Linked DNA regions of Homo sapiens: region 1 is linked to region 2. A link is a contact called in ENCODE Hi-C or POLR2A ChIA-PET data. All regions are on one chromosome and are shown on one strand. The core of a region is the stretch at or near the end of the contact, and the rest is flanking DNA. Distances in the headings are between cores, read along the strand shown.

Region 1 (4,705 bases), core at 370-2,869, 200 kb before region 2:
GTGTGCCACCACGCCCAGCTAATTTTTGTATTTTTAGTAGAGACGGGGTTTCACCATATGGGCCAGGATGATCTCAATCTCTTGACTTCGTGATCCACCCACCTTGGCCTCCCAAACTGCTGGGATTACAGGCATGAGCCACCGTGCCCGGCCCTTTTTTTCTTTTTTGAGATGGGATCTTGCTCTGTGGCCCAGACTGGGGTGCAATGGCACAATCATAGCTCACTGCAGCCTCAACCTCCTGGGCTCAATCTATCCTTCTACCTCAGCCTCCCAAGCAGCTGGGACCACTGGCACACACTACCCTGCACCCAGCTAATTTTAGTATTTTTTGTAGAGAGAGGGTCTCATTACGTTGCTTAGGCTGGTCTCCAACTCTTGGGCTCAAGAATCCTCCCGTCCCAGCCTCCCGAAGTGCTAAGATTACAGGCTTGAGTCATCGTGTCTGGCCCTGTCATTGCTTTTTAGTTTTCAAACATTTTTTAAAAAGTAAATCTGGCCGGGCACGGTGGCTCACGCCTGTAATTCCAGCACTTTGGGAGGCTGAGGCGGGTGGATCACAAGGTCAGTAGATCGAGACCATCCTGGCCAATATGGTGAAACCCTGTTCTCTACCAAAAATACAAAAATTAACCAGGCATGGTGGTGTGCGCCTGTAGTCCCAGGTACTCAGGAGGCTAAGGCAGGAGAATCGCTTGAACCTGGGAGGTGGAGGTTGCAGTGAGCCAAGATGGTGCCACTGCACTGCAGGCTGGGTGACAGAGCGAGACTCCATCTAAAAAAAAAAAGTAAATCTCTCCAAGCAGTAAGAGTCATGCAACCAAGCTACTGAGTTTCTCCCATGAACTTGTCTCGGAACATAGTGGAAAGTCACAACCATTAAAGCCTGTAGTCCCCCCCACCCTTGCACAACGTGGCCCCCTCTTATGCGTGCCTTACCCTGCAAGGCAAAGATGAAGGCTGTAACTGTGGTAGGTTGTGAAAGCACTTTGAAGGTAAAAGTGTCTGTTGTTACTCTGAAAACTCCTTTTAAACGGCTATAATAGCATATGCCACATGAGCAAAGCACAGAACCTTATAACTATGCTTGCTTGTGGAAAGACATCCCTTGTCCACGGGCCAAGTATTTGAAAATACCACTCCATATAGCTCCAGGGCCCTGAGAGAAGCTACCGTGGCAGCTTTGGGAAACCAGCCACCCTTGGCTTCACTTTGATCTTCCTCAGTCTACATCCTTGTTTCAGTTCCTTTGCCACAGACATACAATTACCAAGTACTATATTGCTTGATAATAACTATAATTACTACAAGGACTGCCTGAGATGAAAAAGACAGGTGAAATCGAACTTTCACATGGACTGGTGTCTGAGCTGGAGAGTCTGTTTGAGTTTGAGTAGGGGAAAGCCTGAAACCCCCCACCACCTGCTCCCGTTAGTCCCTGCATTAACTAGGGGCGGACTGGGACCTGATCCTCCAAGCTGGAGGCTTGAAAACTCAAGGGCAGGCGCCTGGTCCAGCGATTCGGAAACCGAGATGCAAAGTCCTCCCGCGCTCCTAGAGAGGACCCGGAAGCGCGGCGCGGTCCCGGAAGACGAGGTGGTGACACGCTTCCGGCCTTTGTGACTCATTGTGTCTGTGTCGAGGCGTCGGGAGGGCCTAAGTCCGTGTGCGGTGCCCTTCGGCCGGCCTGAGCCCCAGAGTCAGCTCCCCTTTCTCGCCCAGCGCCCCCAGGCCGCTCCCGGGGCTCACGGTGAGACTTGGGGCCGGCCTCTGGGGTGGGAGGGCGGGGCCGCAAGGGTGTGTGCGCGAGGGTGGGCTCCGCAGCTGCGGCCCTGGGACCCCCTCCAGGCGGCCCCGCTGTTGTGCGAAGAGAGTCCATGCCCCTGCCTCCTGGCCGGGCCCGGCCGTAGAAAGCGCCGTTCTTCCTGGGAGACGTCCCCGCCCCACCCCCAGGATCAGGCGGGGAGGGGGCGAGGGTTTCAGTGGCTGAGGGTGCCCGGAGACCCGGGGAGAAGCCGTCTGTGGGCCCCTCTCCCGCAGTGTCGTCATCGCCCTTTGACGTTTCTGCAAACGGGGTCGCGAGCGAACCGACCCCGGTCTTGATTTTTCTGCTCTCCCTTAGTCGCCATTTGCTTTGATTCCGGTGAGGTGTCTTTTTCCCCCCCCGGTTCCTTCGGGACCTCGAGGTGAAATGAGCGGAAGGATGAGAGATGGACACATTTTGAGGTGCCGCATACGTTTCCAGACCTGCCTTTCCTTCTCCCACCCTCATCACTGAGCGGTGATTAAAGAGTATTTGAAGCCTAGTCATAGTGGATAAATAGGTGATTGGGATCTAGTAGAGATTATATACACCCCACTCTTTCAGCTTGATGGAATGCTTTGAAGGCTTTGGAAAAGAGCTGTCCGGGACGTTAGGTGGATTTTTCAATTCTGGATAGTTGCTCTGTTTGACATGGAGTGGGGTGAGAAGTGAAGGGAATTTGTGGAAATTGCACTGTGTCACTAGGAGACTGATTAGCTGAGTGACCTTGGATAAGACGAGACACTCACCAAGTCTTAATTTCGTCATCAATAAAAACTAACTGGATTTTCTCAAAAGGCCCTTCCGACTTCGAAATGATTTGGTCAATGTAATTGAAGAATTAACTACAGTTTAGCTTGACACTCCTCCATCCCTCCCCTCCCTTTCCTGCAGTGCCCCCTGTACACAGTAAGATACTTTCATTATAGAGAGTGGCTGTTCCATGGCCTGGGACCAAAGAAAGCATTTATTGTACGGGCCAGTGCTAGGCGGATTGGAGGCGGTCAATAAATACTTGTTGAATTGAATTGTGGAGAATTCATTGTAACCACATCAGCAAAGCACTGTTAGTATATATGCTGAACAAATGTGGAGAAATCGCTGTTTTACATAGGAAACCATGGTGATTTGCCCCAGAATGTGTATCCAGGTTTGTATCTTCTCTGAATTAACATATAAGATTCTTGTTTATTATTTCAGGCAGTTTTCACCACTCTTAAAATACAAACGAGGAAGCTAGCTACTTAGTCTTTTGCTCATTCTCGATTTAAAAGCATTTAAAATACAGATGAATAGCATATTAAATCTAACATTTTCATTCTGTGGGAGTATCAATATTCTTTGAATAGCTAGCTGTCTTTTAAGGTAGCTTTTTCATATTAAAACATTTGATTGCTCTTTAAAAAAATGAGTGTAAAGGGCAAAGGGCAATTTATTTAAAAAAAAATTTTTTTTTTTTTGAGACAGAGTCTTGCTCTGTCGCCCAGGCTGGAGTGCAGTGGTGCGATCTCGGCTTACTGCAACCTCTGCCTCCCGAGTTCAAGCGATCCTCCTGCCTCCGCCTCCCGAATAGCTGGGACTACAGGCATGTGTCCCAAGGCTTGGCTGATTTTTGTATTTTTAGTAGAGACAGAGTTTCGCCATGTTGGCCAGGCTGGTCTCGAACGCCTGATCTCAGGCAGTCCGCCAACCTCAGCCTCCCAAAGTGCTGGGATTACGGGCGTGAGCCACTGTGTGCCCAGCCTTTGTTTACATTTTCAAGACTATGCCCTGGAAAAATACTGGGCTGTTTGGAACACAGCCTTTGAGCTTGTAACTTCAAGCCGTTGTTTAAGAAAATCATTTCTGTTTATCCTAGGTGAGAACTGAGGTATCCTTAGCTGCTGGAGGTAATTTTATTTAAAGTGGATGGTATGTCAGTATGTTTTTCAGCCCATATTCACCCAGAGGTAGTTTCCTACTATCTGGAACCCCCACCCTACCCCCATTTGACTGATAAAGATACAAAATGCCAGAGAAGTTAAATACCTCTCTCAGGGATGTGCCACTTACTTGTGGGAGACTAGAATTCAGTTATTGCCTGTGCAGCTTTCACTATTACAGGAGTTGTCCCATTGCTTAATCTTCTAAGCAGGCTGAAAATTGGAATGTACAGTTACATCTTTTAAGCTTATTGAAAAAAATTAAGACATTTCTGTAGTGCCTACTAAATGCCAGGCACTATTTTAAGTGCTTTATATCTATTACCTCATTTAATCCTCACGGCAACTCTATGGGACAAATGCTGATTTTTATTCCCATTATACAGATGAGGAAACTGACGCATAGAGAGGTTAACTTGTTGACTTGCCTAAGGCCGTCAACTAGTAAGGGGTGGAGCAGCTTTAATGCTAACCTGAAACTCATCCAACTAGTCCATGGAACAAATTTGAGTGCAACATTGAATGTAGAATGATCGGGCTTTTAAAAAATAGTAACGTTGTCAATTCAGTCAAGTGTATTTTTGAAACTGAGGCTTGCAAGGAATCATGCTAAGTGGTCTAAGGAGTACAAAGAGGACTGCTCTTAATAATCTAGTTGAGGAAGAAGGCAAGAAAAATTACAGAGAAAGAAACATCATGAGAAATTTTTTTTTTTTTTTTGAGACAGAGTCTCGCTCTGTCACCCAGGCTGGAGTGCAGTGGCGCAATCGCAGCCTCCCGGGTTCACGCCATTCTCCTGCCTCAGCCTCCCAAGTAGCTGGGACTACAGGCGCCCGCCACCACACCCAGCTAATTTTTTATATTTTTAGTAGAGACGGGGTTTCATCGTGTTACCAGGATGGTCTCGATCTCCTCACCTCGTGATCCGCCCACCTCAGCCTCCCAAAGTGCTAGGATTACAGGCATGAGCCACTGCGCC
Region 2 (4,629 bases), core at 142-2,641:
GAAGTGACTTGTTGGTGTTATCTCCTCAGTTATAAAGTGAAGGGATTTTTCTTTTTCAGATTACTGAGAGTCTTCCGTTACTAGGTAAGTCACCGCATCCTTATAACTCCAGGTGACACTGACTGGGGTTTATGGGATGAAAGAGGAGTGTGTGCTTGGATGATGGGGTGTGATAGTGAAGGGGTGAAAGGTTTCTTCTCACACATAGACATCGTGAGGTCTTCCTTGAGCTCTTTAGAGCCTTCCCTCGGGATAGGATGAAATACTGAGATCCTAGAAAGGATTCACAAAACGTGTCACTCATCAGCGCAGATTCACCGATTCACCCCTAGATGTGTGTGGGATTTGGATGGCAGAGAGAAACAGGCACTGAAGATTTTTGGTCAGGACAGGGCAGAGAAATAAGAAGAGTTGAAAATTCACCAAAGGATAGATAAACCCAGGGCGTTTAGAGAAAACCTGTAGTGTGCAAAGGAGCCCAGAATCCTGGGGCAACTTGGAGGGAAATATACTTAATTTGATTCACTAAGTTAGGCCCAGTGAAGGGATTGGGTGGCATAGGTAGAAGCCGAAAAATAAAGTATCTTGTATTGCTGGAGTAGCCTCTGTTTCTGAGGTCACATCCAAACTTAGCGAGGCAGCTTAACCTGGTGAGAGACATGGGTTCAACTCCTGGCTTCTGCACTGCTAGGGCAGAGGACTGCTGTTTGCTGACACAATCTTGGTGCGTTGGAAGTGAAAGGGAAGAGGCACTGGTGGCTGTGCTTTGGGCCCGAGCAGCCAGAAGCCAGTTGCCATCACCTATGACGAGGAGACAGCGCCTGGGGCAGAGCCCAGTATGGGGTGCGTTCAGGGTAGATCAGGAGGTATGAGTGGGTAGTGGGCGAGCCAGGCTGGGGGTTGTGGGGGAGGCCTGCATTGCAGGTGTAAGCGTGGGACCCACATCAGATTGGTAGTGGGTCATGCATGCTGGGCTGGCTCTCAGGTCCTCCCTGCTGGCTTCCCACTCCCAGGGGCTTTCTCCTCCGATTCCTTAGCTGGGTGAGGGGCGGGACAGAGCCCTTTCTTAGGGAAGCCCGGCACCCCTTGCTGTCCAGGGAAGGGGAGTCCTTCTAGCCCCTGACAGCTTCTCTGCCCCTCCCCTGGCCTCCCCAGGCCTAGCCAGGGCTGGGTTCTCACCCACCTGTGCCGCCCTGCCTTGTTACCTGGAAGCACAGCCTTGGGGACTGAGCAGGCCCTCACTGTCACTTTAAGAAGGGAATCAGCCACTTTGTGCTCACCACCTCTGGGGAAGGTGTGAGAGGAGAGAAGGAAGTGGCTGTTTGGCTGCTGACAACATGAAGACTTCCTGCGATGAGAACAGAGGCACAGGTGCCGGCCCTGCAGCCCCCAGAACCTGGACTGGAGGGGGCCATGGGGCACCGGACCCTGGTCCTGCCCTGGGTGCTGCTGACCTTGTGTGTCACTGCGGGTGAGTGCCGGCACCAGAGAGGGGCAGGGGCTGCAGGGAGGGTGATGTAGGACAACAGCCCACCGACCTTGCTGCTGTTCCACAGGGACCCCGGAGGTGTGGGTTCAAGTTCGGATGGAGGCCACCGAGCTCTCGTCCTTCACCATCCGTTGTGGGTTCCTGGGGTCTGGCTCCATCTCCCTGGTGACTGTGAGCTGGGGGGGCCCCAACGGTGCTGGGGGGACCACGCTGGCTGTGTTGCACCCAGAACGTGGCATCCGGCAATGGGCCCCTGCTCGCCAGGCCCGCTGGGAAACCCAGAGCAGCATCTCTCTCATCCTGGAAGGCTCTGGGGCCAGCAGCCCCTGCGCCAACACCACCTTCTGCTGCAAGTTTGCGTCCTTCCCTGAGGGCTCCTGGGAGGCCTGTGGGAGCCTCCCGCCCAGCTCAGACCCAGGTGGGGCCGGGGCGAGGGGTCCAGGAGGGCAGGGAGGGGCTCGGGAACTGGCCACCCATCTGATTCTTGTCTCCGTGCCCAGGGCTCTCTGCCCCGCCGACTCCTGCCCCCATTCTGCGGGCAGACCTGGCCGGGATCTTGGGGGTCTCAGGAGTCCTCCTCTTTGGCTGTGTCTACCTCCTTCATCTGCTGCGCCGACATAAGCACCGGTGAGACCTGGTCCCTGTCCACGTCCCCCTGACACTGGGATGGCCACATGCCCTGCAGAGCTCTGACCATCCTTGCTCTCTCCCAGCCCTGCCCCTAGGCTCCAGCCGTCCCGCACCAGCCCCCAGGCACCGAGAGCACGAGCATGGGTGAGGAGGGGACCTGCTTTGGGGATGAGGTGACAGGGGCAGGGGCAGGGGGGCCAGGGCTGGGCCCAAGCTGTGCAGACTCACTTGACCCTCCTTCCCCCGCGCAGGCACCAAGCCAGGCCTCCCAGGCTGCTCTTCACGTCCCTTATGCCACTATCAACACCAGCTGCCGCCCAGCTACTTTGGACACAGCTCACCCCCATGGGGGGCCGTCCTGGTGGGCGTCACTCCCCACCCACGCTGCACACCGGCCCCAGGGCCCTGCCGCCTGGGCCTCCACACCCATCCCTGCACGTGGCAGCTTTGTCTCTGTTGAGAATGGACTCTACGCTCAGGCAGGGGAGAGGCCTCCTCACACTGGTCCCGGCCTCACTCTTTTCCCTGACCCTCGGGGGCCCAGGGCCATGGAAGGACCCTTAGGAGTTCGATGAGAGAGACCATGAGGCCACTGGGCTTTCCCCCTCCCAGGCCTCCTGGGTGTCACCCCCTTACTTTAATTCTTGGGCCTCCAATAAGTGTCCCATAGGTGTCTGGCCAGGCCCACCTGCTGCGGATGTGGTCTCTGTGTGTGCGTGTGTGGGCACAGGTGTGAGTGTGTGAGTGACAGTTACCCCATTTCAGTCATTTCCTGCTGCAACTAAGTCAGCAACACAGTTTCTCTGATGTCGGCCTCGGCTGTGCTTCTTCTTTGGGGGTGAAGAGAGTGGGGAGGCAGTCTCCACCCCTGGGAGGCAGAAGCCAGGTGAGAACCAGAGTGGGTTGGGGCCTCATTGCAGGGCTGGGGTTGGCCCAGGGAGAGGGCAGTGTCCCAATCTTAGAGATCTGTCCTGGCTTCTCAGAGTGGCAGGGGTGTTGGGGGAGCTTCCTGAGGGACACCTGTGGCTGCCTAGATAGGGCTGGGGGATCCCAGTGGGATGGTCTCTGCTCCAATCCCACCATGTTCTAGGACAACAGCAAGGGTTCCTGGGGCTTTGGCCTGAGAGAAGTCCCTGTGGTTTGACCTGGCTTCCCTCTGCTGGGCTCCCTGCTGTGGCCTGGGCTGGGGTCCTGATGCCCTCCTTCCACAGCTGGCGTTAGGCAGGGTGTGGAGAGTAGGGGGACTCACCTGAAATCTTCCCTCAATCACTTCCCCCGCCTCCTCTCGGGGAAGGCAGAGGCCTTCACAGACATGGGGGACTCCCCACAAAATGTTCCATCCAGAGCCAACCTTTCTGCTTGGTAGAGCTGTGTCTCCCCCTCAGCCTAGTTCCAGGGCGGGTCCGTGTCTCCCACCCCAAACTAGTTCCAGGGTGGGTCCCTGTCTCCCACCTCAGACCAGCTTTGGGGCTGGTCCGTGTCTCCCCCTTCAGACTATCTCTGGGGCAGGTCCATGTCTCCCACCTCAGACTAGCTCCAGGGCAGGTCTGTGTCTCCCCATTTAAACTAGCTCTGGGGCGGGTCCGTGTCTCCCCCATCAGACTAGCTCCGGGGCGGGTCTGTGTCTCCCACCTCAGACTAGCTCCAGGGCAGGTCCATGTCTCCCACCTCAGACTAGTTCTGGGGCGGGTCTTTGTCTCCCCGCTCAGACTAGCTCTGGAACGGGTCCTTGCCTTCCCACTCAGATTAGTTCCGGGGTGGGTCCATGTCTCCCCGCTCAGACTAGCTCCAGGGAAGGTCTGTGTCTCTTCCCTCAGATGAGCTCCTGGCAAAGCCTCCCCCGTCAGACTAAGACTCCTAGGCAGAGCCGTGCCTCCCCCTGGTCCAGCCGGCGACCCCTCATGCCCAAGGCAGCCCTACCCATTGAAGTAGGACATGACATCCATGAGGAGTGTGGCAACAGCAGGCAGCGTGTCGGGGTCCAGGCTGGTGACACAGAACCTGTTGCTCGGGCTGGACAGTGGGTGGATGACCGGCATCTGGACTGTAAGAGCACAAAGATGTCAGGCACTGAGGCTGGGACTGAAAGCAGCAGCTCTGGTGAGTGCAGGGCCTGGGAAGAGGGCTGGGGAGGGCTCAGCCGCAGGCCCTGAGAGACTCATTCACTGCTGCTTCTCCAGCCTCTACCACCAATTACCACCGTCCTGATTCTCCATCTCACTCTCAGGCCCCTGGGCCTTTGCACATGCTGTGCTGGCTGCCTGGGATGCCCTTCCCAACTGGCACCACCTGGCCCCGTTCCTACCTGTGTTCCAGGCTTCAGCACCACAGTCCCTGCCCAGGGAAACCCACCCTGACACCTGGGATTGCAGCAGGAGTGGCCTCTGGCCATTGCTGTATGCATGCACGTCCACCACCCTTGCTAGACATGGCAGCAGGGCCTGCCCAGGACCTTTCCATCACATTTTTTTTTTTTTGAGATGGAGTTTTGTTCTTGTTGCCCAGACTGG

The links. Hi-C counts contacts between places; a loop is a spot of excess contacts on that map. ChIA-PET counts read pairs that join two places held with the same protein, here RNA polymerase II (POLR2A). Pooled maps may share reads with other maps.
Region 1: a pooled map shows a loop between it and region 2 (4-fold over the local background). The contact joins the promoter of ZKSCAN1 here to the promoter of PVRIG in region 2. A Hi-C loop is called at or near these places in 1 of 37 single-sample maps with no recorded cell type and 5 of 50 pooled maps. POLR2A ChIA-PET finds 5 or more read pairs at or near these places in 3 of 52 experiments (BJ and activated naive CD4-positive, alpha-beta T cell).

The regions. Positions count from the first base shown.
Region 1 is chr7:100,013,977-100,018,681 of GRCh38, forward strand. It overlaps ZKSCAN1 (zinc finger with KRAB and SCAN domains 1), which reads left to right and starts at 1,620. Exons shown (of 6, transcript NM_003439.4): 1 at 1,620-1,750. RefSeq lists a silencer at 1,706-1,875.
Region 2 is chr7:100,218,558-100,223,186 of GRCh38, forward strand. It overlaps PVRIG (PVR related immunoglobulin domain containing), which reads left to right and starts at 1,392. Exons shown (of 5, transcript NM_001397246.1): 1 at 1,392-1,471; 2 at 1,557-1,907; 3 at 1,990-2,116; 4 at 2,203-2,263; 5 at 2,371-2,933. The coding sequence starts at 1,414. The coding sequence ends at 2,694. It also overlaps a transcript of STAG3 not described here and the pseudogene CASTOR3P. RefSeq lists enhancers at 1,282-1,411, 1,472-1,541, 2,932-3,031, 3,052-3,151 and a silencer at 2,462-2,511.